Linked DNA regions of Homo sapiens: region 1 is linked to region 2. A link is an interaction called in ENCODE POLR2A ChIA-PET data of the cell type or tissue named here. Cell type or tissue: PC-9. All regions are shown on one strand. Each heading gives the region's core, and the rest is flanking DNA. Links, peaks and the distances in the headings are about the cores only.

Region 1 (2,882 bases), core at 1-2,500, 210 kb after region 2:
CCAGAAGCAGAATTGTTTCCCTAAAAGTTACGGTAATTCCTAGCCCTACCACAACGTGAGTGGCCCATTTTCTCCATAACTGTCAGCTATGAATGGGATCAGTCTCTTTCCGCCCATCTGCAAAATGGTATCATCCTATTTCATTAGCAATATCCATAAGAATGAGAGTGAAGTCAGCCATCTTTTTCAGAAAGTTTCTTGTCATTTCTACCTCTTTTACTGGGAAGGACCTGCTCATATCCTTGCTCTTTCTGAGTATTTTAGAACGGTGTTGGTTTTATTTTGTAACTTTCTGGATACCCAAAGAGGAGCTGAAGTTGTGATCTCTGACACACAGCCCCAGAGCACCCCAGACAAGCCCAGTCTCTGATCTAGAGGCACTAACAGGCTTCTGAACGGCTGCCAGGCCCAGTGCAAACCTTCCTGTGCTCCACCTCTCTTCTGCCACCTGCTTCATCCCCCCCCTGCTCTCAGATTCCCTAAGAAGTGGAGAGAAACCCAGCACCAGACAGTGCAAACACATCCGGGCCTCACTCTGCCCCACTTCATGCTGCAAGAGGCAAAGTCACTTCAAAAGCAGCTATAGGCACTATGAAGAACTGCTCCCATGCCAGGCCCCATGACAAAACCAGCTCAGGCCAAAGGCCACCAAGGACCTGCTGGTGCAGCGAGGCCAGGCGACCAGCATTAGGTGCCAATATGCCCAGGAATCCCACTCCTGGGAACATGCCTGCATGCAGCTCTGCCCATGGATGCAATGACTTTTCTACAAGGCCATTCATCGCAGCATCATGTGTATCGGCAAGAGGCTGCAAAGGGTCCAGGTGTCCACCCAGAGAGCATCAGTCACTGTGGCCACATGATGAAATATGATGCAGCTTCAAGGTAACAAATGTGAAAGCTGTCTCTATGCACTGATGTCCAAAGAGCTCCAAGATACACTGTCATGTGAATAAAGCAAGTTACAAAACAGAGAGGATCGTATACCATCTTTTATGTAAGAAAGGGCAAAACTTAAAATGAGTTTATCTGCTTGTATTCACATAAAGAAACTGAAAAGATACAAAAGAGAATAAGTGCTTACCCGGGGGTGGGCTGGGGAGGGTGGGCACAGGGGTGAGAGAAGGACTTCTTGACATTTATCTTTTTGTCCTGTTTCATTTGTAACCCTGTTCAAGTATTACCTTTTCAAAAATTTTCATTTCACAACACCAAAAGGATGGCAACACATCCTCCTACTCTGAGAAGAGGCCCAGCTTCCTGCTCAGGCTTCCCTGAGCCCTCCTGGAGCCACCTGTGTAAAAACGCTCCTGAACTTGGAAAGCAGCATTCATTCCCTGCCTTGGAGAGGCTCTGTGCACCGCCCCAACAGCTAATGGACAGAGAGCATTAGTGGTTCCCAAATGGCCTTGTCTAAACTATAATTAATGGCTATTAGGACAGAGCCTCCGGAAGGCGGCCTCCCAAGCAGATGCCAGCATTTCCATTTACACAGAAAGCTGAGCAGAGACTGTCAGGGAACCAGTTTTTCCACTGCTTCAGAAATGTCCACACCCCAGGAAAGAGGCAGCCCTGGGTGTGGGCCCTGGCCCCGTAAGGTCTGACCCTTTACCTTAGATTTGAGCAGCAAGTCCTCTTTGGTCACCTCTCCTATGGAGTCAAGGTGAGGGCAAAGGTCCCTGGAGTCCCCCATCCTGGCCTGGGCTCACCTATGAGAAGACACAAGCAATCCCGGGTTAATGGCAGCCAGTGTTGGCAGGAGGTGGGGAGGTGAGTGGTTAAGTACATGACTTTGGCCTTGAGTCCTGGTCTGCCACAAACCAGCTGGTAACGCAGGGAAGTTGCTTAACCTCTCTGAGCATCACTTTCCTTGTCTAAGAAGATAACAGTTGCCCCAGTGGGTCGCTCCTAGGTCACGGAGACAATGTCTGTCAAATGCCTGGTGTAGTCCCTGATGTAGGGAAAGCCCATGGCAGGTGACAGGTGTAGTGATCAGAATTATTGGTAGGGAAGACATGGGAGTCCTGCATGCATGCAGGGAGCTGCACACCAGACAATCTAAAACCACAGATGTTTTGTTAGAGGAGGCCAAATCCATGTCCGTCCAAGGATACAGGCAGAGAAGGCGGCAGTGTAGAAAGGCTGGGTTTCAAAAAGGCAAGCAGCAGATGTTGACATAGGTCTTCTCAAGAGCCTCTGGAGGCCAAGTGCTGGCAGACCACTTATCCCACGTCTTGTGGGAGCCCCCTGCGGAGTGAGGTTTGAACACCAGACCACCATGGGAGCAGGCCATGCAGCACTGCCTCCAGAGAACGTCTTCTGAGAGCAGGGAGAAAGTCAGAGAGAAAGGCAGGAGAACAACCTAGAAAGCAGTCTGTGTTTGCCAAAACATCAGCAGTGGTGCAGCTGGGTGATGGGTTTCAAGAGATGGAAAAAAAAAAAGCTCTGTTGCTTCTGTCTAACTGATACACGTTCATTATAAAAACAAAACTCAAACAAGAAAGCACAAAGTAAAATAAATCACTGATAACAAGTAGCAAACATCTTTCCCAACATTCTCCTGCGTTTCTTTCCCTTTTAAATCAGGGGTATAAAAAGATATCTGTCTTAGAAAATAAATGCTTCCCTCAAGGGAGCACCTTGGTGAAGATGAACAGCTCTGTATCTTGAGTGTGGGGTGGTTACATGGATCTACACGTGTGTTAAAAGTGCAAATAACTGAACACACATGAGTGCCTACAGAACTAGTGAAATCTGAATAAGCTCCATGGATTATGCCAATGTCAGTTTACTGATTGTACTACAGACATACTAAGATGTATTATTAGCTGGGATGCTGGTGCATGCCTGTAGTCCCAGCTACTCAAGAGGCTGAGGTAGGA
Region 2 (2,910 bases), core at 235-2,734:
TCATACTGATCATAGTTTTGGAGGCATGCCTAGGAAAGGTTTGAGATTTACCAGAATGGAGCAGCTAATAATCAATGGGCCCGAGATGAGGCACAATCATCATCATCGTCGTCATCATCACCATCATCATCATCAATGCGCAATCATAATAATCAATGGGAACGAGATGAGGAAAATCCTCTTTTATTCTTTTTAAATTTATTTTTATTTTTATTTTTCTTGGGACAGAGTTTCACTCTTATTGCCCAGGCTGGAGTGCAGTGGCGCAATTTCAGCTCACTGCAACCTCTGCCTCCCGGGTTCAAGCGATTCTCCTGCCTCATCCTCCCAAGTAGCTGGGATTACAGGTGCACACCACCACACCCAGATAAATTTGTATTTTTAGTAGAGACAGGGTTTCACCATGTTGGCCAGGCTGGTCTTGAACTTCAGGTGATCCACCCGCCTTGGTCTCCCAAAATGCTGAGATTACAGGCATGAGTCACCAAGCCCGGCCAGGAAAATCCTTTTAATTTCCCAAAACTTTCCAGATACTTTTGGGGGGGAGTGAATAAATGCATCCCTCCCTACTCAGAATTCACAAAGCAGTATGTAAAGTGAGGCTGCAGCCAATGGATTAGGAAAGATCCACTGCATAAAGCTGGTGTAATCAGGTGGGTCCTGATCGACTGGCACCGATTCTACAGTATTTGTGCAAAGAAGGATTTGATTTACTTACTTACAAACATCACTTTTTTTTTTTTTTTTTTTTTTTGAGACAGGGTCTCACTCTGTCACCCAGGCTGGAGGGCAGGGGCACCATCTTGGTTCACTGCAACCTCCACCTCCTGGGTTCAAGTGATTCTCCTGCCTCAGCCTCCCAAGTAGCTGGGACTAGAGACACCTGCCACCACGCCGGGCTAATTTTTGCATTTTTTGGTAGAGATGGGGTTCCACCATACTGGCCAGGCTGGTCTTTAACTTTTGACCTCAAGTGAGGTGCCCGTTGCGGCCTCCCTAAGTGCTGGGATTACAGGCATGAGCCACCGCACCAGGCCTACAAACATCACTTAATGGGTTTTTATTTATTATTATTATGTTTTTGAGATGGAGTTTCACTCTTGTTGTCCAGGCTGGAGTGCAATGGTGCGATCTCGGCTCACTGTAACCTTTGCCTCCTGGGTTCAAGCGATTCTCCTGCCTCAGCCTCCCAAGAAGCTGGGGATCCACGCCCAGCTAATATTTTGTATTTTTAGTAGAGACGGGGTTTCACCATGTTGGCCAGGCTGGTCTCGAACTCCTGACCTCAGGTGATTGCCCACCTCGGCCTCCCAAAGTGCTGGGATTATAGGCATGAGCCACCGTGCCCGGCTGCGAATATCACTTAATGGCTAAACATGTTCTCTGAAAGTTATTACTCAAAAATAAAGTAATAACACGTTCCTATGAAGTTAGAGCTTTGGGGTGAGGTTATTGGTATATATTGCATTCTCTTTCTAAGGCTGCTGTAACAAATAGCCACACACTGGGTAGCTTACAACCACAGAAGTTTGTTCTCTCACAGTTCTGGAGGCTACAAGTCCAAAATCAAGGCGTCAGCAGGGCCACAGTCCCTCTAAAGGCTCTGGAGAAGAATCCTTCCTTGCCTCTTTCAAGCTCCTGGTGATTACCAGGATTCTTAACATTCTTGGTTTGCAGCTGCCTCACTCTAGGCTCTGCCTCCACCATCACATCGCCTTCTTCCCTCTGTGTGTGCCTCTGCGCCCTCTCCACTTGTTATAATGGCACCTGGCACACTGAAAATAGGGCCCACCCTAACCGCATATGACCTAATGTTAACTGCAAAGACACTATTCCAAATAAGGTTACATTCTGAGGTTCCAAGCAGACATGAACTTGTGGGGGCACTAGTCAACCCAACACATACAGATCCATCCTCTTACTCATTTACCCTGAAATGTCCTAGTGCCTAATTACATGACCCATATTTTTGTTATTCTGCAACTAAACAGATGTAGAAAGGGATAAAGAAAAGCTATTTTGGCCGGGCGCGGTGGCTCACGCCTGTAATCCCAGCACTTTGGGAGGCCGAGGCGGGTGGATCATGAGGTCAGGAGATCGAGACCATCCTGGCTAACAAGGTGAAACCCCGTCTCTACTAAAAAAAATACAAAAAATTAGCCGGGCGCGGTGGCGGGCGCCTGTAGTCCCAGCTACTCGGGAGGCTGAGGCAGGAGAATGGCGTGAACCCGGGAAGCGGAGCTTGCAGTGAGCCGAGATTGCGCCACTGCAGTCCGCAGTCCGGCCTGGGCGACAGAGCGAGACTCCGTCTCAAAAAAAAAAAAAAAAAAAAAAAGAAAAGCTATTTTATAGTTCAGATACAATTTCTTGACACCTACTTTTTATTAGTTACAAAAAGAATAAACCCTGGCTGGGCGCAGTGGCTCACACTTGTAATCCCAGCACTTTGTGAGGCCAAGGCCTCCCAAACCCTCCCTAACCTGAGGTCAGGAGTTCGAGACCCGTCTGGCCAGCATGGTGTAACCCCGTCTCTACTAAAAATACAAAAATTAGCTGGGCATGGTGCCGCATGCCTGTAGTCCCAGCTACTTGGGAGGCTGAGGCAAGAGATTCACTTGAATCTGGGAGATAGAGGCTGCAGTGAGCCGAGATCGTGCCACTGCATTCCAGCCTGGGTGACAGAGTATGACCCTCAAAAAAAAAAAAAAAAGAATAAACTCCATGAAGAAAAAAATCTATACAGTAGTAGTAAAGGGAAGCAATACAAAGGAAAAAGAAAAAAAAAGACAAAGCAATCACTGGAATTTCCCAGGGCTGTTTTATTAAGAAACCCCAGCAATCAAATATTTTATTATACTACACTGGTATTTTCAGAAGGAAGCACACTGGCATACATGCCACCAAACAGCA

What was found. Peaks named below come from ENCODE experiments on the same cell type or tissue, not always from the same donor. Only the 100,000 strongest peaks of a DNase experiment are listed, where the experiment ranks them.
Region 1: POLR2A ChIA-PET joins it to region 2 with 43 read pairs; 7 of 35 experiments call an interaction of 5 or more read pairs at or near these places.

Annotation. Positions count from the first base shown.
Region 1 is chr9:129,851,367-129,854,248 of GRCh38, reverse strand. USP20 (ubiquitin specific peptidase 20) reads right to left here. Exons shown (of 26, transcript NM_001110303.4): 3 at 1,613-1,709. The coding sequence starts at 1,693. Among named protein-coding and RNA genes, the nearest start is that of MIR6855, 17 kb to the left of the region's middle. In PC-9, for the core only: no CTCF peak of the experiment used is centred there; a DNase peak (open chromatin) is centred at 1,498; H3K27ac peaks cover 1,130 bases.
Region 2 is chr9:130,063,611-130,066,520 of GRCh38, reverse strand. The region is part of intron 1 of GPR107 (G protein-coupled receptor 107); the gene reads right to left. Among named protein-coding and RNA genes, the nearest start is that of GPR107, 11 kb to the right of the region's middle. In PC-9, for the core only: no CTCF peak of the experiment used is centred there; no DNase peak of the experiment used is centred there.